Regions from separate parts of the Homo sapiens genome. Here region 2 is linked to region 1. The links are chromatin loops, found by intact Hi-C in ENCODE. Cell type or tissue: Calu3. All regions are shown on one strand. Links, peaks and the distances in the headings refer to the core of each region. The heading gives the core; the rest is flanking DNA.

Region 1 (5,382 bases), core at 312-5,311:
CAGTTTCTTTCAATTTGCTTCAAAACATTATTATATCAGGCGCAATGTGCTGAGAAGTTGCCAGTATGAAGTTTTAGTCATTTCCTAGTTAGAGTAGAGGAAATTATCTTCTTCAAAATTCATTTTAAGGAGATTTGCAAGCAGGCTTCTGTGTTGGTATCCTTCCTAGAAGTCTGAAGTCAATTCTTTATCACTGAGGGTCAGATTTTTATTCTATCCTAGGCTAGTGGGTTTTCCAGTAGTTTTGCTACTTACCAGTTCCGATGAGGTGTTAATATTAGTCAGAACCAGGCCTAAAACAAGGAACACTGGTATATTGCCCTTTGGTTAGTAGAGAAATCTGTAAATTTATACTTTTCCTTTTTTCTTTTTTTAGATGGAGTTTCATTCTTGTTGCCCAGGCTGGAGTGCAATGGCGTGATCTTGGCTCACCACAACCTCCTCCTGGGTTCAAGCAATTCTCCTGCCTCAGCCTCCTGAGTAGCTGGGGTTACAGGCATGCACCACCATGCCCAGCTAATTTTTTTGTATTTTTAGTAGAGATGGGGTTTCTTCATGTTGGTCAGGCTGGTCTCGAACTCATGACCTCAGGTGATCTGCCCGCCTCGGCCTCCCAAAGTGCTGGGATTACAGGTGTGAGCCACTGCACCAGGCTATACTTTTTCACAGTAGTAAGATGATTCAGAAAAGTTGTTCAGTGACGTAACCATCAGACGTCTGAGTAAATCAAGCCCAGATGGGAAGTCTGAGTGAAATGCCTGCCTGCTGGCAAGGCTGGGGAGGGCACAGGAGAGTGGAGGAGCAGGGCAGGTCCAGATGGGGTCTGGGAGAAGCACAGGTCCAGGAAGGGAGCTCGTCTGAGCAGAAAGGGCATGGAAGTGAGAGGAGATATTGGAGTGAGGAGGAAAAGGGGGTGTCAAGACGGGGGAAGGTGAAGCAACAGCAGGGAGAGGAGTCCCAGGAAGGGCAGCTGGGAGTGACAGTGGGGAGGAGAAAGAAGGGGTACTAGGGGAAACAAGCATCAGACTGAGGGACAAGGAAGAGTGCAGGTGGTGGAGGAAGGCAAGAGAAAAGGGACGAGAATGAGAGATACAGTGAGGGAAGTGATGGTAGGTGAGGGTGTGGTGGGGGGTGTCTGTCAAAAGAAATTTGGGGCTGCTGCTGAAATACTTCTATTTAAGTCCACCTCACATTACGAGGAAATTCTCCACTTTTTTAGCTTGCAGTGAGTCTCCATTGTTAATGAAAAAACCAAACACTGAAATATTTTAAAGAATTTATTCTGAGCCAATATAAGTGACTGCAGCCTGGAGAAAACACAAACTCAAAAGCCTTGAGTAAGTGTTCCCTAGGCAGTGGGGTTACAATTTGGTTTTATGCATTTTAGGGAGACAGAAATTGTAGGTAAAATTATAAATCAATACATGAAAAGCATACCTTGGTTAAGCCCAAAAAGGCAGGGCATCTTGAAATGGAGGCTTAGAAGGTATAGGTGGGTTTTAGAGATTCTTTAGTTGACAATGGGTTGAAAGAGTTAAGCTTTGTCTGAAGACTTCAAGTCAGTAGCAAGAAGTGCTTAAGATAAGGGGGTCTGCTATCTGCCATATGATGTTATACTAGAGTCAGGTTGGAAAGTAAGCCACATTATACTCGGTTAATTAAAAAACCCATTTAACAAGATTTTATGGTTTGCAGGGCATGACTCAACTCTTTCCTTACATAGCTTTAGGTCTTTTTTATGATTTGCTGTCTTATTGCCACAAAGAGTCTGTTTAATATTTAATTTTAGTGGTGTAAGCTAAAAATAAGATCCTAAGCCCCCAGCCAACTGAACAGACTCCCTGTTGGTCATGGAGATCCCAGAAAAACATTAAAAACTGAATTCCTGGCCATGACAGGAAGGGCGGTCAGACATGCCTCGTTACACTTTCCACCTTTTGGAGTTTAGGCACAAGCTACTATCATTAATGTTAACATAGAGATTATAAGATTTAATTCATCTTAGATTTTCTGGGGTCTCCTTGGTCAACAGGGAGTCTGTTCAGTCTGTCAGGGGCTTAGGATTTTATTTTTAGCTTACACCATTAAAACTTAATATTCACTGTGGGGCAATGAGTAATCTGCCCCTAAGATGAATTAAATCAATAGGGATAATGCATGCAAACAGTAAGTAAAGAGTAGGTTGGATGAAGTTAAAAAATAAAAGCAGGCCGGGCGCAGTGGCTCATGCCTGTAATCCCAGCACTTTTGGGAGGCCGAGGCGGGCAGATCACGAGGTGAGGAGATTGAGATCATCCTGGCTAACACGGTGAAACCCTGTCTCTACTAACAATACAAAAAATTAGCTGGGCGTGGTGGCGGGCGCCTGTAGTCCCAGCTACTCGTGAGGCTGAGGCAGGAGAAAGGTGTGAACCCGGTAGGCGGAGCTTGCAGTGAGCCGAGATTGCGCCACTTCGCTCAGTCTGGGCAACAGAGTGAGACTCCGTCTCAAAAAAAAAAAATAAAATAAATAAAGATAAATAAATAAATGAATAAAAACAAAAGCTATTCTGGTCCTGAGTGTTAAAAATAAATTATCTTTAACTCATACAGACTGTGTAAGTGCAACTTAATTAATTAATAAAGTAGTGTTTGAGACTAAGGAAACTGAATTGTTTGGGACGCCTGTTGCTCTCCCATCGGGAAGCTTGGAGTCGAAGGCTCGCTGCAAGCTGATTGAGAGTCTGGCATGTTCTTTCTGCTTCCTCAGTCTTTTGAGCCACATAAAGCAGGAGGTGGCTCTTGGAGAACTGAGGAACAAACCTGGAATTGCCTCCCTGAGTTCAGCACTTATAGGCATGAGCTTTCTCAAGTTGAGTGGCAGCAGGAAGAAAGTTGCGTCAGCTCCATTGAACTCCATGTGACACCAGGAAGTGTTTCTACCCAGGAGCGAAAGCACACCTTAATACTCACACGGAAAGGTTAGGTCACCTGCGCCCAGTCTGATTCGTGTTCGGTAGTGACTTTCTTAGGCTATGCTGGGAAGTTTAAGGCCAAGTCAGGACCTAAAGGGAGAGAGGGTGGTCCTCACCTAGCGATGTATGAGTATCTGTATTTTAACTTTGTAAAATGTTTTCATTTAAAGTTGCTTAAGGAAAATGTAGTTAAGTAGTGGCTGATATATAGATATTTTAAAAATTACTCACAACATGACCATAAGACAAAAATGCAAGTGTCTATCTCTCAGTGTCCTTTGGGGGCAATTTAACAGGCCCAGCAAGGGCTTATTTGGAGGAATAGACCTTGTGTGACTCATTGCTAGCTAATGGTCCCCAGTTAAATGAAGTTACACTTTAACTTGTAGATTTTTGGCTGATAGAGATACAAATAGTTTCTGTCTGGTAGAGAACATATGTCCCAAGGTGTCACAGACTCTGGACCAGTAGGATTTTAGCCAGTTTTCTATCCAATTTAACAAACTTAGAATAACATTACTTTAAATTGGGTATACAACCTACCTCTTTAAGGCCGGGCATGGTGGCTCACGCCTGTAATCCCGGCACTTTGGGAGGATGAGGCGGGCGGATCACGAGGTCAGGAGATCGAGACCATCCTGGCTAACACGGCGAAACCCCGTCTCTACAAAAAATACAAAAATTAACCTGGCGTGGTGGCGGGCGCCTGTAGTCCCAGCTACTCAGGAGGCTGAGGCAGGAGAATGTCGTGAACCCGGGAGGCGGAGCTTGCAGCGAGCCGAGATTGCGCTACTGCACTCCACCTTGGGCGTCTCAAAAAAAAAAAAAAAAAAACCTCTTTAAATACTCTTTGAACCAGCTTTATAAGCTTACTGACTCCCTCATTAATAAGTTGAATAAAATCTTTGATATCCTTTCATGTCTTTGCGTGTATGTTTGTGTTTTGAGATAGGGTCTTGCTCTGTTACTCAGGTTGGAGTGCAGTGGCATGATCACAGCTCACTGCAGCCTCGACCTCCTGGGCTCAAGCGATTCTCCCACCTAAGCCTCTTGAGTAGCTGGGCCTATAGGCGTGAGTCACTATGCACAGCTATTTTTTTTTTTTTTAATTTTTTGTAGAGACGGTGTCTCACTATGTTACCCAGGCTGGTCTCAAACCCTTGGGCTCAGTGATCCCCTTGCTTCAGCCTCGCCAAGTGCTGAGATGACAGGCATGAGCCACCTCTCCTGGCCCTGCATTCATTTTATATTTGTTTGATGGTCATTTTTTTTTTCACTTTTGAAAGTTATACTTTTAACATGAACATGGTATCAAATTGTGCCTAGATATTTGCATATCTCTGAATCTTCCTTAAAAACAGTTTTGCAAATGCTTAATTTTTATTTTAACAATTTTTCAGCTGAAGCATGATTATTGACAGAAAAAAAGTTTAGCATGTTTTATTCCTCTTAGGAGAAACCTGGTTATAGACTATATGGCTATTGACGTATATAACAGAAAATGAGTGGTAACTTTTTAATGCGTCTTCATAAGAAACTACAAGGAATAGTGAAACATCCTGTTGCTGGGATTAGGAGACAGGATAAAAAGTTGAAAAAAAATACTTTTTTAAAGAGATAATTTAAATATTTCTATTTGCACTGCATTGGAGGTAGATAAGTCTTCTTGTCATTGCAACCCAAACTATAGTTTTGGCATTTAAAAAATGTTTTTGAACCAGTATAATGATTCTTAGTCTTTGTGAAACCCTGGAATCACTTGAAGGACTTTGAAACTGCCAGTGCCTGGTTCCGTTCCCAGCACATCCAATTTAATTGATGTAATCATGGCCTTGACACTGAGATTTTAAAGATATATTTAATTCACAAATAAAGAATTGTATATATTTAAAATATACAACATGATGATTTGATATACATGTACATTGTGTAATGATTAGCACAATCAAATTAATTTACACATTGTCTAGGTGAGAACCATGGCCAACATAGACAATCACCAAGATGTTCTCAGGGCCTTATTAAAAACCAAAATTCATGGTTCCCACCACTCAGAGGTTCTCATTCAGGTAGTTTCAATTGGCAACAAAGAATCCTCAGTAAATGCTAATGATCAATCAGGTCTGGGATTTTAGTAGAATTGGTAACAGGATTGATTACACAAACCAGAAATTTTTGCCTTATCATATCCAGCTCCAGCTATTATCCTTAACTGGCTTTGTTCATTCACATGTTGGAAATTTAGTTTTCAATATTTTAGTAGGGAAATCTTATTTTGGGAGAGGAGGAGGTTCAATGTAATATTGAGAGGAGACAAGGTATTTTCATAGGAGGAAACAATAGCTCCATAATTGAAGTACAAAAATTGTATTTTATTGAACTTATGTAATTTCCACTGGCGTATATTTGTTAATTGGGGAAATGAATT
Region 2 (5,382 bases), core at 161-5,160, 65 kb before region 1:
GAAGTCTTTTCCCACGCCTATGTCCTGAATGGTATTGCCTAGGTTTTCCTCTAGGGTTTTTATGGTTTTAGGTCTTAAATTTAAGACTTTAATCGATCTTGAGTTAACTTTTGTATAAGAAGTAAGGAAGGGGTCCAGTTTCAGTTTTCTGCATATGGCTAGCCAGTTTTCCCAACACCATTTATTAAATAGGGAATCCTTTCCCCATTGCTTGTTTTTGTCAGGTTTGTCAAAGATCAGATGGTTGTAGATGTGTGGCATTATTTCTGACACCTCTACTCTGCTCCATTGGTCTATACATCTGTTGTGGTACCAGTACCATGCTATTTTGGTTACTGTAGCCTTGTAGTATAGTTTGAAGTCAGGTAGCGTGACACTTCCAGCTTTGTCCTTTTTGCTTAGGATTGTCTTGACTTGACATTCATGCAAAATATTGTATATTTAAGTTCTTTATTTGCAAAGGATACATAAATTTCATTTCAAAAGCAATACAACAAAGTGTTCCAACAAAAACAAGGTAACTTAACTTTTCCAGGATAAATGATTCATGCTTTTATTAATTTATACATTTTCTTCTGAGAGCAGCTTCACATAGTCAAGTCTCCTTTTCAAGGCACCTGTTGGTTATATTGCTATTTAACCCTCAACCACATGCTCCTTTGGAATATTTTTTATGTGATTGACATGCACTTTTACTTGACTTTAAGGAATTTTTCTTGCTTTTCTAACCAGATTGTGTCATGAGGTCAAGAAACTTGTAATATCTTATTCTATTATCTGTGGAGCTTAAAACTCTACTATGTGATGGTAGTTTTATTGGATAGGAAACATGTGAGGGTAGGGAACAGTATAAACACTCAAAAGTTTCCAAATAAATAAATGATGGGTGCTCTATAAATGAGCACCAGATATGAGCTGCCATCACAGGCTGTCTCAAATCTGGAGGTCATTTCAAAGCACAAATAGACCCAGTGCCCTTAGAGATCTCAGTATGACCAAGGGTTGTAGGAAAAAGGAATCTGTGTTTTGAAAAGTGTTTTTGGGTCACTCTCATTTACCTGTTTTTTGTTTGTTTACTTTATTTTTTATCTTATTGAGATCAATGAGCTGAGATTATCATGCGCAGTTAGACCTCAAAGGGACTTCAGGGATCCCTCAACATTTCCCAAACTGGTGAATAGTAAAAATGTCCACCTTGAATTCTCCGGTCCTTCCCTGGAGATTCTGACGTAATAAGTCCAGGGTGGGCCTGGGTCCATCTACTTAAATAAGGACTCTGGCTGCTCTGTTTATGGGGCATTTGAAGCATGTGAGGAAGCACGTCCCCAGGAGCACTGGTAGAACAGACAGAAGGCATGCATGGCAACAACAAAGGTTGCTCTGGCGTTTGCCAAGGTTTATTGTGTCACTGTAATTACAGGTTGAGCACAGCTACATTCCTCAGCACAATAAAGTTGTCGGAGCCCACTCCCGAGGCAATTGTTTCCCATTAGGGAAATGTTGGGTTTCCTTTAGTGATGAAAGGCAATAACACAACATGTAATTCCTGTAGCTGTAATATAATGCGTCCAGAACCAAAACACAACCCTCCCGGGAGCCATATCTACAGAGTGCCCAGAAAGGTGAGATGTTCTCTCAGATTGAGAGGTGACCTCTTTATCTTTTGCTGATGTGAATTGACGTCTCTACTCCCCAGAAAGCTGAAATGTGACAGTCTTTGGACCTCATTTTCTCCCTCACAACAATTAAGCAACACGTACATGCTGAGATTCACAAGGCTTCAGGCTTAGCTATGCCAAAAGAAAAAGATGGTTTTTGTCTGATTTTTTTTTTTGCTGAAATCTTTATAAGTATTGCAGATAATTCTAGTCCTAGAGGTTTTGTAAAAGTGATCTGAAATTTCTCCTTCTGAAGCTTTCAGTATTATAGATAATTATAGCTCTGCAGTGATCTGTAGAAATGATAGTGGACACACAGCATTTTCCCTGCCTCTCTCTCTCCTCTTTACGGCCTACTCTTTCTTTGGGAGCTTTAGCCTCACTCAAAAAGACTCAGGCCTATATCTTCTTATAGACTCTTACAAAATGAGTAATGAATCAACAAGTGGACATAAATTAATAGTAACTTAGGCCAGCTTAAATATAGAGAGATGCAAACTTTTATGTTAGAATCCTAGTATACCTTTGTTTTATGTTTGTAGGTAAACACGTTGTAATAAGAGGATAACAAGGGAAGTTGTTGAAGGTGGAAGGGAGAAGATAGTAGGTCTTAGGGCCTTTGTCAGTGTCATCTGCAGACAGCTGCACACACTGTAGATGTTTGCATAAACTTCTGATTTCTGATCTACATGTGCCTCGTGGGCTAGTTTCAGAAACTCATCTCTAACTGAAACCAGTTTCACAATTTCATGTTGTGTTCATGGACAAGAGACAAAATGGGAGTTGTTTGCCTCGGATTTGTGGGGAAAATCGTTTTGGAAAGATCTTTGTCAACTATTTAAAAAATTGATTTCCAGCCAGGTGCAGTGGCTCATGCCTGTAATCCCATCACTTTGGGAGGCCAAGGTGGGTGGATCACGAGGTCAGGAGATCGAGATCATCCTGGCTAACACGGTGAGACCCTGTCTCTACTAAAAATACAAAAAATTAGCTGAGCGTGGTGGCGGACGCCTGTAGTCCCAGCTACTCAGGAGGCTGAGGCAGGAGAATGGCATGAACCCAGGAGGCGGAGCTTGCAGTGAGCTGAGATCAGGCCACTGCACTCCAGCCTGGGCAACAGAGCGAGACTCTGTCTCCAGAAAAAAAAAACAAAAGAAATTGATTTCCAAGAAATTTATATTGTGATTTGACCTGGCAAGTGAGGGTCAGAAAGTGTCATTTGGAGTCTATATAAAAAATAACTTTTGCTTAAATTGTTTCCAGTCCAATCCAGTCCAGTCCAACCCAAGTGTTACTGAAAACAAAATATCTCTTTATGAAAACCTCCACAGAATACTGAGAGCAGAAGGCTACGGCAAGACTGGCGCCTGCAGCCTTGAAGGGTTGTACCCAGCAGCGGGGAAGGGGAGGCAGGGATGGTGCTGCTGACATCCATCAGCAAGCTAGCCCAGCTGTGAGGTCTTCCTTGGTCACCAGCAGGTGGCCACAGGGACTCTGGCAGTACACAGGAAATGACCCTTGGACTCCATAGCTATCAATGGGCAATCACTGCTTCAGAGAGGCTGGGAGCAGAGCCAGGGAAATACTATGGGCATCCAGGACTGCTCTGCACACCACGTTGCTGTGTCATGGAAACAGTTTTAAAATTTTGAGAAAATTAGATTTTCTATTTTGCAATAAATACCAAAAATAATTTCTGCAGGAAATAAACCTTTTTTTTTCTTCAAAATATTTACCAAGGGCCTTCTTATATGTGCCTCATATGTTTTGGGCTTAAATTAAAAAAAAAAAATAACCTCCTTATTAAATACTGCCTTACTTAATTTTTATTCACTTCTATTTCAGAATTCTTCTGAGATTACTTAATATAACTTATTACTTTTGCAGAATTGTACAGTCTCCTAGGACAATGTAATAGCAAAACCTAAAAAATAAAAATAAAAGTCAAAAACAAAAACCCAACCCAATCCATCTTCTACTAGCAGCTGATAAAATATACACTGCCGAGACTTGAGTATTATTTATCACTTCTTTCTCCTAGATACACATCACAGCACACACACACACACACACACACACATCCCCCATACAACACACATATTCCCACACACACAAACACCACATGCACATCCCCCACACAACAGAATCTTATAGACAGGCATTAATCAAATAATTCTAAATTGCATGGGAAATTTCCAGAGTGATCAGTGCTATGTAAGGGAGACCATCGTGCCCTGAATACATGCAGTTGAGTCATCTAATTCAAGAAAAATGCCTCAGGGAAGGTTTTCCTGAGGTAATGAGGAATAATCTGGAATCCAAAGGATGAGCCTGGATTTACTAGGAAAACAGAAGTGAAAAGGGCCTCTGACCACAGGAAAAACAGCACGTGTGCAAGTACAATGGCCGTGAAGGCTGACCAGCTCGTGGGGCCCGAAGGGTGTGGACACATGGCTGGAGAAGAAGGCATGGGCTGGTCCTGGACCAGCGGGTCACATGCTGCCAGGGTAAGGACATTTATCCCTAAGAGCAGTAGCAACACAGAGCCATTGGGTGTTTTGACAGGCACAGCAGGAGGACCTGGAAACTGATGGAATCAGGCTTGCATTTCAGAGCATCAGCGCAAAGGATGCAGTGGATGTGAGTGGGAATGCATCCTTGTAGACCCATTAATGGGGCTAGGGAAGGAATGATGGTAGGTAGAGGTAAGGTGTCAGCACCTATTCCCTCTACCCGAAATTCCCAACCAGATCATCACATGACTGTCTCTTTCTCATCATTCAATCTTAGTTCCAATATATTCACCTCAAAAAGACCTCCTTTCACCACTCTATATATTGTTGCTCCCTCTTCTTCTCATGGTGTTGCCAGACCTTTGGTCTTGAATTTCTTATTCACAACACTTGCCATGATCTGATTCAGCAGGGCCTCAAACAGCATGGTTTTGTTACAACATTGATAAGAAAAACAAGTGGCTCCCGATTTCCAAGGGCCACTGAATGTGTGGCGTTTGCAAGTTCTCCCTACAGAGAAAGTGGCTCTTCTCAGGGTACTCTGGTTTCTCCCATATCACAAAGGTGCGTCCGTTAGGTGGATGGGTGTGTCCACACATCCCAGTGTGAGTGAACGGGTATGGGTGGGTGTGAGTGCACCCTATGATGGATGGCATCCTGTCCAGGGTGGGCTCCACCTTTCACCCTGCATTGCAGGGACAGGCTCTGGCCACCCACTACCACAAATTGGAATAAATAAGAGGACTCAAAAAAGGAATGAGAGGATGAATACAAATTATTGTAAAATAAAAATGTGCAAGGTCTATGATCATCACGCAGATGTGTGACAAGGACCGATGAGGTACGAAGATGCTCAGCGGGCCCGTCAGATTGGTTCTTGCTTGCTTTTGAACTGAGTTGTGGTAGGAGGTGCTCCTGACAATTTTTGCCTTGCAAACACTTATTGCCTGATTTAACCAACCACTACTGCCACTGCAGTCCCTTGCTGATTCACCAAAAATGGAATAAAAAATTATCTTAAATATGTGTATATCTCACATGTATTTCAGTGTTTAATATTACAAGTGTTTGGGTCTTTCTATTATTTTTTTCTTATAGAGTCTCGCTCTGTCACCCAGGCTGGAGTGCAGTGGCACAATCTCCGCTCACTGCATCCTCCGCCTCCTGGGTTCAAGTGATTCTCCTGCCACAGCCTCCCGAGTACCTGGGAC

The links. Hi-C counts contacts between places; a loop is a spot of excess contacts. Peaks named below come from ENCODE experiments on the same cell type or tissue, not always from the same donor. Only the 100,000 strongest peaks of a DNase experiment are listed, where the experiment ranks them.
Region 2: a loop joins it to region 1, with 2.5 times the contacts of the local background. A loop is called at or near these places in 1 of 110 quality-filtered maps.

What each region holds. Positions count from the first base shown.
Region 1 is chr9:90,391,472-90,396,853 of GRCh38, reverse strand. All of the region lies in intron 1 of LINC01508 (long intergenic non-protein coding RNA 1508), which reads left to right. Among named protein-coding and RNA genes, the nearest start is that of LINC01508, 39 kb to the left of the region's middle. In Calu3, for the core only: no CTCF peak of the experiment used is centred there; DNase peaks (open chromatin) are centred at 2,393 and 2,903.
Region 2 is chr9:90,456,462-90,461,843 of GRCh38, reverse strand. No RefSeq gene overlaps it. Among named protein-coding and RNA genes, the nearest start is that of LINC01508, 26 kb to the right of the region's middle. RefSeq lists an enhancer at 1,234-1,735. In Calu3, for the core only: a CTCF peak has its summit at 3,127 (motif pointing right); a DNase peak (open chromatin) is centred at 3,173.